Regions from separate parts of the Homo sapiens genome. Here regions 1, 3 and 4 are each linked to region 2. A link is a contact called in ENCODE Hi-C or POLR2A ChIA-PET data. All regions are on one chromosome and are shown on one strand. Each heading gives the region's core, a stretch centred on a gene start or an enhancer-like site at or near the end of the contact. The rest is flanking DNA. Distances are from core to core; before and after follow the strand shown. Region 1 holds the start of SNX17 (sorting nexin 17). Region 2 holds the start of FOSL2 (FOS like 2, AP-1 transcription factor subunit). Region 3 holds the start of MPV17 (mitochondrial inner membrane protein MPV17). Region 4 holds the start of CAD (carbamoyl-phosphate synthetase 2, aspartate transcarbamylase, and dihydroorotase).

Region 1 (2,700 bases), core at 1-2,500, 1.0 Mb before region 2:
CTCTACCAGCTCCACACCCCAGCCCTTTAAAAGAGACCCCTCACTCACCTTGACATTGGGCTGCAGATACAGCAGAGCCAGTCTCTGGTTCTGCCCCCTTTTCTTCCTTCCGTTTCTTCTTCTGCTGTTTCTTTTCCTTCCGAAGCTGCAGCTTTTCTTCTTTGGTCATTTCCCTCCCCACTGCCTGAGACACAGACATAGGATACTGCTCTTCCCCAACAATTCCAAAGGGGAACAAATACTATTGGATGCTTACAAGATTTCCACATGGTTAAATCCCTAGTTCTTCCTAACTTCCACAAGCTACCTGTTGCAAGCTTACATCCACAGAGGCTGACGTTTCTCCTCCAGGGACAGAATCATATATCCCTAGGGTTGCAAGACCTCTGTAAAATCTCCTGGCTTTACTGAGAAATAAACCGACACGGGATGGGAGCTGGGGCGGAATAAAGCTGGCACAGCCTCCTGCGTAGCGCTTGGCAGGCGGCTTGGGAGGGAAGCCTCACTTACCCCAGGCCCAGGGGGAAGCTCCGCCTTCATCCCGGATCCCGAGTCTGCATCAGAAAACAGGGCACAAAGTGAGCCAGAGAGACTCCGGGAGGGTTTGGGGGCACGAGTACTCGGCGCAGCCGGCTGCTGGGTTGGCATGACCACGGATCCGCCGGCAGGCGCGAGGCGAGCCAGGGATCCGCGTGGGGACGCACTGCGCGGCGGATCAAAGGAATGGAGGGGTCACCGACCCTCCTCACAGCAACCAGCCGGTGCGCGGCGCGGGACTGCGCTCGAGACTGTGTAGACCGGAGCCCAGCGTGGCGCTGGAACGGAGCGGCGGGGCCCAAAGGCGCTCAAGGCCCGGCACTAGCTGTCCGGAGCTCGTCGGCTCCGCGTACCAGTAGGCAGGCCCGGCTCTTCACTCACCCTCGCGAACAGCCACGGCCACAGCAGCCATCGCCCTCAGTCCTAGGCTCCGCCCGCCGTGGTCACGGAGCCGCCCCGCTGCCTCGCTCCGCGGCTGCAGGGTCCACAGCGCCACCTGGGCTGGAGGCTGAGCCGCAGAAGCGAAGCGCGCAGCCCCAATCGGACTACAATTTCCGACGGGCCCCGAGGCCCCGCCCCGCACTACGGGTTGCAATGAGGGCCAACTCCACTTTGGGCTCCCTATCCGGACAGGTGGCTCTTGCCCTTTAGACTACAGTTCCCAGCATGCCCAGGCGATTGCGTCCCAGAACCGACGTCCCACCGCCTTCCCACATCGGATCGCAGGGCTCCCAAAATGGCGAGTGAGGCTGCGGGGACTCGCTGAGCAGCGGAGGGGGAGCGTGCAGAGCCGCTGCGGCCCTCACAGTCCGGAGCCCGGCCGTGCCGTGCCGTAGGGAACATGCACTTTTCCATTCCCGAAACCGAGTCCCGCAGCGGGGACAGCGGCGGCTCCGCCTACGTGGTGAGGAGCGGCCGGAGCCGAGCCGGGCCGGGCAGGGGCGGGGATAACGGGCCCGAGCCATCTCGGAGCGGCCTCTGAGGCCTGACCGCCACCCTTCGGGCCTGGTCCTGGGCCGCCGACTCCCGACGGCCTCTCTGGGAGCTTATCTCATGTGTGTGATTCGTGCAGTGGTCGCCCGAGCTCCTGTAGGCCCTTAGGCCGGGTCGCTTCCCCGAGCTAGGCCGCAGCTGCCCTGGTGGGCGTCACTGGCCTCTTGGGCAGTGAGACTGCAACACAAGCGTCCGAATTTCCCCCGGACTGGCTCTTCAGCTTTGGGACTTGGCCCTGGCGAAAACAAGCGAACTATCCCTCGGGAGATTAGCGCGTTACTCCGGCGAGTTGCCAGGCAACTTCCGGCCAGGGTTCTCAGGGGGGTTGCGCAGACCGCAACCCTAAAATGCTTGACTACTTTTGTGTCCTCAGGCCTATAACATTCACGTGAATGGAGTCCTGCACTGTCGGGTGCGCTACAGCCAGCTCCTGGGGCTGCACGAGCAGGTGGGACTAGCACCCCTGCCTTGAGACAGCTTCAAGCCCTTCCCTACACGTGGACATCAGTGTCTCCCTTTACCCGCTCTTCTTGTTCCCGTAGGCTGTAGTTCCCCTTTAATCACTGCCACAGGGTAGGGCCCTGGTTTATCTTGTCTGACATTTCCGGGAACTCCCTAAGAAGCTTAATGTCCGCGCAACAACTGCTCCTTCCTGTTCTTATATTCTGGTTTTCTGTCCAGTCTTACTGCTCTAGTAGCCTTTACCCCTGCATGGACAAACCAACCCCTCCCCCCACTACCTCCACCCAGGCTGTCAAAGCACATTCCTTCTGTCATCTGAGCGGCAACTTGAAATTCTTTTCCCTGCTTATACAAACGATTCACCGATTTCCTTTTGTGTTCTTCGGCTCATTTCAGTGTGTTTAGCTGTGCCAATTATCGTTATGTATCTGTGATGCAATGTTTCTCCTCCTTCCTTACCAGATCTTAAACTCTATTTAACTCAGTAGAGCTCCACTGATAATTAGTTGTGCAACCCTGAACAAGTTACCTGATATCTTTTTTTGGGACGGAGTTTCTCTCTTGTTGCCCAGGCTGGAGTGCAGTGGCACGATCTCGGCTCACTGCAACCTCTGCCTCCTGGGTTCAAGCGATTCTCCTTCCTCAGCCTCCTGAGTAGCTGGGATTACAGGCGGCTGCCTCCACACCCAGCTAATTTTTGTATTTTTA
Region 2 (2,700 bases), core at 42-2,541:
TCAGCGGAAGGATTGGAGCTCCAGAGCAGAGAAGGGCCTAAGGTCATGTCTCCAAACTCCTTCACTTTATAGGAGGAAACTGAGGCCCAGAGAGGTTAAGGAATTCGTCCAAGATCTCACAGCTCGTAAATAGCGTAGCCGGGCGTTCCTGCTCTAAGGTCTGTGCTCTGTACCCTGCGCCGCGCCCCTCCCAGCCCCGCCCAGCGAGGGAGGAGGACCCAAATGTCCGGCAACCCGCGCCCTGAACTTCGCTCCAAAACAGCTGAAGACGACAACGTTGGGGCACACCCTCTCGCTGGCTTTTTTTTTTTTTTTTTAATTCGTAACAGTCTGGAGTTTGCTTATAAACGCCCGATTACTCTTATTAGATGCGTCCTAATTGCCCGGCGTATAGGGCGGCCGGAATGTCTTGACTGGTTAATTTCATCTTCAAGGCTACTCCTAACGAATTAACTGTAGGACCGAAAACATGAAAAACAAAAAACAAAAAGGGAACCGGTAGGCAGACCGCCACGGAGGGAAAAATAGGCAGGCCAGCCCCGCCCGGCGCCGTGCCCCGCCAACACCCGGCCGCAGGGCGGCGCGGGCACCCTGCGCGCCCGGGGCGCCCGCTGCACTCGGCGGCGCCGCGGAGGGCGCCTACGACCGCGCGCAGCCGCGCCCTCCCTGCGAGCGGCTCTGCGCGCCCGGCTCCCGGCCTCCCGGTGGCGCCGCACCGAACCGCCCGTCTCGCCGTCAGGGCTGTGATTATTTTCTAAAATCCGGAGGCGAGACCCGCGCGGCCGCTCTCGGGGCCCCGCCCCGAGCCCCTTCCCAGGGCGGGGGAGAGGCCGCAGCGCACTCGGGAGCGGGCGAGGGAATCCCTCTCCCTCCACGTCACCCGAAAGCGAGGAAACCCGCACTCGCGTCCTCTAACGCAAATGACCATCTTTGGCAACGTGCGCCAATGGAACAGACCAAGGGCGCTGGGCCCGGGGGGTGAGCGGGGGACTGGGGAGGGCCGGGGCTGCCTCGGCGCCTCCGAACCGTGCGTGGCGCCCGCTCCCGCCCGTGCCACCGCCTGGCTTCCTCGCGCGGGGTGCGCGGTTGGCGTCAGCGCGGCCGGGAGCCGGGGCTGGGAGGGGAGAGCTGCGCCCGCCTCCTCCCCTCCCGCGCCTCTTCCTCCTCCGCGGCCTCCTCCCCCCGCCTCCTCGTGCGCTCCTCCCTGCAAGGTGGAGTCTGGGGTTGACGTGAGTGAATCCACATGGTACAGGGCTGGAGAATAAAGAGTGTGAGTTGAACTCGTGCCATTGTAGTGACTCATCTCGGGCAGAGCGCTAGGGCTCCGAGCGAACCAGCGAGCGAGCGAACGAGCGGCGCTCGGCGGGGACAGAAAGAGGGAGAGAGAGAGAGAGAGAGAGGGAGAGGCGCGGCCGGGCGAGGCGGGCCCGTCCGGGAGCGGGCTCCGGGGAAGGGGTGCGGGTCTGGGCGCCGGAGCGGGGAGCGGGGCCGCGTCCCTCTCAGCGCCAGCTCTACTTGAGCCCCACGAGCCGCTGTCCCCCTGGCGCGCTCGGGGCCGCGGGACGGGCGCACGCCGCCTTCTCCTAGTCAAGTATCCGAGCCGCCCCGAAACTCGGGCGGCGAGTCGGCCACGGGAAGTTTATTCTCCGGCTCCTTTTCTAAAAGGAAGAAACAGAAGTTTCTCCCAGCGGACAGCTTTTCTTTCCGCCTTTTTGGCCCTGTCTGAAATCGGGGGTCCCCAGGGCTGGCAGGCCAGGCTCGCTGGGCTCCTAATCTTTTTTTTAATTTCCAATTTTTGATTGGGCCGTGGGTCCCCGCTGAGCTCCGGCTGCGCGCGGGGGCGGGAGGGCGCGCGCAGGGGAGGGACCGAGAGACGCGCCGACTTTTTAGAGGGAGGGATCGGGTGGACAACTGGTCCCGCGGCGCTCGCAGAGCCGGAAAGAAGTGCTGTAAGGGACGCTCGGGGGACGCTGTTCCTGAGGTGTCGCCGCCTCCCTGTCCTCGCCCTCCGCGGTGGGGGAGAAACCCAGGAGCGAAGCCCAGAGCCCGCGGCGCGGCCGGCGGACGAACGAGCGCGCAGCAGCCGGTGCGCGGCCGCGGCGAGGGCGGGGGAAGAAAAACACCCTGTTTCCTCTCCGGCCCCCACCGCGGATCATGTACCAGGATTATCCCGGGAACTTTGACACCTCGTCCCGGGGCAGCAGCGGCTCTCCTGCGCACGCCGAGTCCTACTCCAGCGGCGGCGGCGGCCAGCAGGTAGGTGCGGGCCCCGGTGCACCTGGCGGCGCGGGCGGACCCCTGCCCTCTTCTCGCCGCCACTGCCTCTTTTGCTTTCTTTTCTTTTTCTTGGCGAGAAAATACCTACGGGCCACCGTTGTAAGTTCTGGATTTTCGTCCTCCCCTTCCCCCCCACCCCCTTTTAAACTAGGGGATTGGAGAGTGGGCTTGAAGAGACAACATGCCCTTTTCCTCTCACGTTATATTTTACCCAGATAGACTCCTGGAATTGTAGGCCCCCTACCAGGAGCCTGTTACCTCCTTCCAAGAACTACTCCCCCTCCCCAGTGTCTGCCCCCCCCCCCCCACCCCTGCCCCGCGTCTTCTCTCTGGGTGGTGGACAGACAAGAAAATCTTTGCACCCACTGGCACCTCTCGACATCCTGGGACCCTATTCCTTCAGGAAAGCCCTCTCTCTCTCCT
Region 3 (2,700 bases), core at 116-2,615, 1.1 Mb before region 2:
TTGGAGTGACTGGTATCTGATCACTCCAAATGGATCAGGATGGAGTGATCAGATACCAATATACTAACCTTGGAGATACATATTTAGGCAGTAAATGATAACAAAAGCAAATGAACGATATAAACAAAACTCAGGAAATTTTGGGTGAATTACGGAGAGGCACTCAAGAGGTCTCAAAGCTGATTACTGACACAGGAGTGTTCAGTTTTAATGCCATTTAAACTGTACATACACATCTTAATCATTCTTTTGTATGTTTCACAATAAAAAATACCAAGAAAAACTGGGGTAAGAGTCTTGATTCAGCACTTATTAGGTGTGATCTAATGTGGACTCAAGTAACCCTCCTAGCTCACACACCTTTGTGGGGGCCCTATGCCATAACGTATATGAAAGTGCTTTGCATACGGTAAAATGTTTTCCAAGTTGAGGCCTCCTGGGGCAATGCCTTTATCCTTCAGGGCTGACTGTTCAGCTTTTTGAGGACTTTGAAATCCTAAAACCCTACTGCACAGCTTGGCCAACTACGCATACCCCTTAAAAACAGCCTTGGGGACCACCCTCCAAAACAGACTGGGGACAGTGTAGGATGAAAGACAGCCAACCCTTCAAGAGAGCCGAATAGAAACAGGAAGTGAGGGTGGTGCAGTGGGGCAAGCCTCTGGCTTCCAAATCAGTCTGCCCTGGTCCCACTCAAGTCCTAGAGGGACACTCACCAGCTGTCAGGACCTGTACTTTCCACGGGTGAGCGGCCAGGGCCCGCTGGTATGCCCGCCAGAGTGCCATGCTTCCTGTCAAGCCAAGAGGAGAGGGGGTCACCCCCACCGTCCCTCTCCACGACTAAGAAGCCGCCTGACATTCCCTTGTGCCCACTCCCTTCCCCTTCCCACTTCCAATGTGACTTAAAGGGGCAGAGGCCACATGAAGGATGCTTCCCAGACAGCTTCCTGTCGCAGGAGTCGCCTTAGACAATTGGGGAAGAGAGAAAGGCTGTGGGAAGCTATGGACTCCTGGTAGCAGCCACCAGCCACCCCAACCTCATTCCTGAAGCCAGACCACCTGGAAGCCTCCGTTCCCGACGGAGACACTCATGAGGACAGCTTTGCTCTGGCTTCTACCCAGAGCTTGGGTGCCTCAAAAGATAGCTTGGTCCGTCTCCAGATTCAGACTTGGTTGGAACCAGTTTGTAACCTTCCTGAGTCCAGCTCCAAACCGAAAATAGGGCCCGTCACTGCCCGGATATAGGATGACCACACACCTTGTGGGCACTCATGGCTTGCGACGCTTTAAGCCAGAGACCGCAGATCACCCGCCACTCACCTGAGCGCCGAGCCTCCCTCCCACGTGACAGGCTGGCCTAGGAACTTCCGCCACAAGTCCCGCCCCTTCCTCCCAGCGTCCTTCGGATTACGCAGCCAGGACAGGAATGGGGGTGGACCGAGCCATGAATACCCGTGGAGAGCGGCCTAACTCGGCCACCCACTCTGTGAGAGACCCCTTTTCCAGCTGGACTGTGCCGGACCCTGGTGTGGGGCCCGCCAGCCATATTTCTCACCTAAGTTCGACCCTCTGCCTCCTCCTGCCCCTTCTCTCCGCGCGAGACCCGGGCCTCTCTCAATCCGGTAGTCTCATTGTTCAGCCCACCCTCCCCGCATAACTGGCCATAACTACGATCCTTGTCTCAGCAATCGTAGTTAGGGAACTATAAGTTATAGTTAAGTGCGTGTTTTGTCTCTAGGTTCTTCACTGGCCTCAACTGTGAGCTCATGAGTGGGTAAAACTGGGGTCGTTCATATTTGTCGTCCTCATAGCAACTATTTCAGTGCTTTGCCGCAAACAGCCACTTAAGAAATACTGCGTATGTATGATTCTTCCACAGAAAGCATTGGAATTAGAACCTCAGAAGACATTAGGTATTGGCTCCCAAACTAACGGGCTGTGCAGCCTTGGTCATGACTAGACTTGATGTTAAGGCTCTGCATCTGTAAAATGAGGGAGGTTACACTATTGACTTTCCAAACTCGGCTCCTCAGTTCTAGGGATTTTTCAGATGTTTGTGTGTGGGGATGAGAGGGGCAGCATTACTACAGCTGCTTCTCCAACTTTTTTTTCCAAGTATATACTTCTCAAAAGACCCATTTTTAACGGGGCCCACAACTGCATGTTTGAAAACCAGTAAGCTAGGTGATTTCTTAATCCCCTTCCAGCTCTAACATTCTAAGAGTCTGTGAATATAGAGCAATATCCTTTCTAGAGCGTTGGAAATGTCTACAATATCCCTGGCAATGGACTTGTCAGGCTGGCAGGCTTTACTTATCTCCAGGGAGCCCACACGTCAGGAGGCACACTCTTTCAGGCTCTCCACCTGCCCAGCTCCACCCCCAATTTACTCAATTCCTTTATGATTAAGGCAGGGAGACTCCTGCCACAAATCCTGGAGAAACAGAGTAAGGAAGCAAGAGAAGTCAATGTCACAAACATTTAACTAAAATGCTATTTGCAAAACAGCATGCTAGAGGAGTGAACTGACAAAAGTAAATGTAATAGGAGACCAAATGTGGTAGGCTGTAAAGTTATATTCTGAAGTTAGACTGAGTTCAAATCCCCAGCACCACCACTTACTAGTTATATGACCTTGACCTTTTACAGACAGCTTACCCTCTCCAACTCTTTTATCATTAAGTAAAATGGCAATACCTA
Region 4 (2,700 bases), core at 118-2,617, 1.2 Mb before region 2:
TCCAAAAAGAGAGTCAGCAAAGGGTGGTGGGATTATCATTAGTTCTTACAGGTTTTGGGGTAGGCAGTGGAGTTAGGAGTGCTGTTTTGCGGGCAGGGGATGGATCTTACAAAGTACATTCTCAAGGGTGGGGAGAATTACAAAGAACCTTCTTAAGCGTGGGAGAGATTACAAGGAAACTTCTTAAGGGTAAGGGAGATTACAAAGTATATTGATCAGTTAGGGTGGGGCAGAAACAAATCACAATGGTGGAATGTCATCAGTTAAGGCTATTTTCATTTCTTTTGTGGATCTTCAGTTGCTTCAGACCATCTGGATGTATACGTGCAGGTCACAGGGGATATGATAGCTTAGCTTGGGCTCAGAGGCCTGACATTATTGTTACTGTTTTTATCTGTAATTTTCTTTCTTCTTCCTTTATCCTAGCAATGATTGAGAGAATCTAAGTTGAAACAGATAATTGAGAAATATGCCTAATGAAATGGATAAAGTGATGTTCTCTATTTCTCTCTGGCCTCCAGAAATGTGTCCTGAGAATGGATCTTGTGTACCTGATGGTCCAGGTCTTTTGCAGTGTGTTTGTGCTGATGGTTTCCATGGATACAAGTGTATGCGCCAGGTGAGGAATTAGGCCGTCTAACTAGGGATACAAGGAATGCATAGAGCAAGTCTTCTCAGAAAGGAGAGCCACAAGACCAGGAGCTGATACAAATTTCCTATAGGTGGAAAACTATAGAATTGCCCTAGACAAAGTGATAGGTATATTAGGAAAGAACTAGGTGTTAGGATGTGGCCCTCCGTGTAACGTTGTATGGGGGTGTTTTTTGGTCTGTTGTTCACAGGGCTCGTTCTCACTGCTTATGTTCTTCGGGATTCTGGGAGCCACCACTCTATCCGTCTCCATTCTGCTTTGGGCGACCCAGCGCCGAAAAGCCAAGACTTCATGAACTACATAGGTCTTACCATTGACCTAAGATCAATCTGAACTATCTTAGCCCAGTCAGGGAGCTCTGCTTCCTAGAAAGGCATCTTTCGCCAGTGGATTCGCCTCAAGGTTGAGGCCGCCATTGGAAGATGAAAAATTGCACTCCCTTGGTGTAGACAAATACCAGTTCCCATTGGTGTTGTTGCCTATAATAAACACTTTTTTCTTTTTTTTTCCTCTCTTTCTTTTTAAGGAAAGGCGCCCTGCCTTTACGTGTTTCTTGCTTGGGGTGGGAGGGACTGCTTTAGGGCAGCCGGTTTTTTCAGGTTTCCCCCGGTTTTGCAGTGCGGAGACCACGGGGGCCCACTCCCCGTGGCTCCGCGGACCCCGCCCCTTACGTGCCCGGCCCCGCCCCTCACGCCGCCTGTGTCCGCGCCGCCGCAGTCTCTGCTGCTGCCGCCAAGCGCGCCCGAGGCTCCTACGCTGCCGCGCCCGGCTTCTCTCCAGCGCCCCGCGCCGTTAGCCACGTGGACCGACTCCGGCGCGCCGTCCTCACGTGGTTCCAGTGGAGTTTGCAGTCCTTCCCGCTTCTCCGTACTCGCCCCCGCCTCTGAGCTCCCTTCCCATGGCGGCCCTAGTGTTGGAGGACGGGTCGGTCCTGCGGGGCCAGCCCTTTGGGGCCGCCGTGTCGACTGCCGGGGAAGTGGGTAAGCAAGCCCGGTTAGGCTGCAGACCTTATCCCACTCTGTGATGCGCCTCTCCTCCCAACCTTCCCCGTCCAGACCCCGCCATTTTCCCGCCAGCGTACCCCCTTCCCCCATTCGGTGCCCATGGGCCCCAGCGCCATAAACCCCTCGCGACCAAGGCAGCCTCCACTGGGGCGTGCTCATCGCGCGGGGAGTGTTCCGAAGGGTGCCCTACCGGAGCCCAGCCCTGCTTCTTTCTTGCAGTGTTTCAAACCGGCATGGTCGGCTACCCCGAGGCCCTCACTGATCCCTCCTACAAGGCACAGATCTTAGTGCTCACCTATCCTCTGATCGGCAACTATGGCATCCCCCCAGATGAAATGGATGAGTTCGGTCTCTGCAAGGTAGCCACACCCAGTGCTTTCTCTACATTCCTTTTCAAGTCAGTAATTGTTAACTATTAGTGAAGTAGGAGACGTTGACACCCTGCTGGGCATCCTGCAGAAAACATACCCACTGAAGTAGTAAAGTCAAGGACTAAGATCACTAGTAACTGTAGTTAGGGGTTGTTAAGTGCCTTGGGAGGCACAGAGTGTTGGAGGCCTCAGGAAAAAGCTACCGCCTTTGTTAAGGGCATCAAGGCTCCAGGTATAGCTGAAAGCATTCTGTATGTAGTGAAGGCATGGATCAAGGAAAAGTAAAAGAGGTGTAAGGGAACAGCCTTGTCCAACTTGTTAGGCATGCAGAAGTCAGGAGAAAAAAGCCTGCAGATAAGTTAAATCCGGTGGGCATGGAGGGACCTGAAGCCAAAGCAGAGTCAGCTTAGTTTGGTAAAGGATCCATTGAAGGTTTTTTTTTAGCAGCAGAGTCAGATGGGAGCAGTGCTTTTTAGGACTACATAAATTAGTGGAAAGAGACTGGAAACTAGGGTCACATACTTCTCTGTGACAGTGAGTGCCAGTTTACCTACAAAACCAGTGACATTATCTTCTAGACCTACTGACATGGCCTCGTCTGATTCTCTGCTTTTCAGTTGTGTTCTTACCTCTAGGTGAGAAAACTGAGTTTCTTCCTACAGTGAGGTTTCCC

The links. A loop is a pair of places that touch in the nucleus more often than their neighbours do. ChIA-PET counts read pairs that join two places held with the same protein, here RNA polymerase II (POLR2A). Pooled maps may share reads with other maps.
Region 1: a map of chondrocyte shows a loop between it and region 2 (4-fold over the local background). The contact joins the promoter of SNX17 here to the promoter of FOSL2 in region 2. A Hi-C loop is called at or near these places in 1 of 168 maps with a recorded cell type or tissue (chondrocyte), 1 of 37 single-sample maps with no recorded cell type and 9 of 50 pooled maps.
Region 3: a map of B cell shows a loop between it and region 2 (18-fold over the local background). The contact joins the promoter of MPV17 here to the promoter of FOSL2 in region 2. A Hi-C loop is called at or near these places in 1 of 168 maps with a recorded cell type or tissue (B cell) and 6 of 50 pooled maps. POLR2A ChIA-PET finds 5 or more read pairs at or near these places in 1 of 52 experiments (HepG2).
Region 4: a map of B cell shows a loop between it and region 2 (19-fold over the local background). The contact joins the promoter of CAD here to the promoter of FOSL2 in region 2. A Hi-C loop is called at or near these places in 2 of 168 maps with a recorded cell type or tissue (B cell and CD4-positive, alpha-beta T cell) and 11 of 50 pooled maps.

Annotation. Positions count from the first base shown.
Region 1 is chr2:27,369,366-27,372,065 of GRCh38, forward strand. It overlaps SNX17 (sorting nexin 17), which reads left to right and starts at 1,251. Exons shown (of 15, transcript NM_014748.4): 1 at 1,251-1,441; 2 at 1,904-1,978. The coding sequence starts at 1,379. It overlaps EIF2B4 (eukaryotic translation initiation factor 2B subunit delta), which reads right to left and starts at 973. Exons shown (of 13, transcript NM_001034116.2): 1 at 919-973; 2 at 511-554; 3 at 49-184. The coding sequence starts at 949. RefSeq lists enhancers at 219-1,180, 654-933, 1,154-1,243, 1,181-2,142, 1,264-1,323 and 1 more.
Region 2 is chr2:28,391,567-28,394,266 of GRCh38, forward strand. It overlaps FOSL2 (FOS like 2, AP-1 transcription factor subunit), which reads left to right and starts at 1,292. Exons shown (of 4, transcript NM_005253.4): 1 at 1,292-2,256. The coding sequence starts at 2,155. All of the region lies in intron 1 of FOSL2-AS1 (FOSL2 antisense RNA 1), which reads right to left. RefSeq lists silencers at 509-1,628, 2,115-2,291 and enhancers at 1,322-2,253, 2,409-2,700.
Region 3 is chr2:27,321,732-27,324,431 of GRCh38, forward strand. MPV17 (mitochondrial inner membrane protein MPV17) reads right to left here and starts at 1,366. Exons shown (of 8, transcript NM_002437.5): 1 at 1,321-1,366; 2 at 717-791. The coding sequence starts at 786. RefSeq lists enhancers at 761-810, 821-910, 921-970, 1,021-1,080, 1,203-2,175.
Region 4 is chr2:27,216,002-27,218,701 of GRCh38, forward strand. CAD (carbamoyl-phosphate synthetase 2, aspartate transcarbamylase, and dihydroorotase) reads left to right here and starts at 1,368. Exons shown (of 44, transcript NM_004341.5): 1 at 1,368-1,632; 2 at 1,876-2,015. The coding sequence starts at 1,551. ATRAID (all-trans retinoic acid induced differentiation factor) reads left to right here. Exons shown (of 7, transcript NM_001170795.4): 6 at 522-619; 7 at 843-1,156. The coding sequence ends at 947. RefSeq lists a silencer at 1,240-1,469.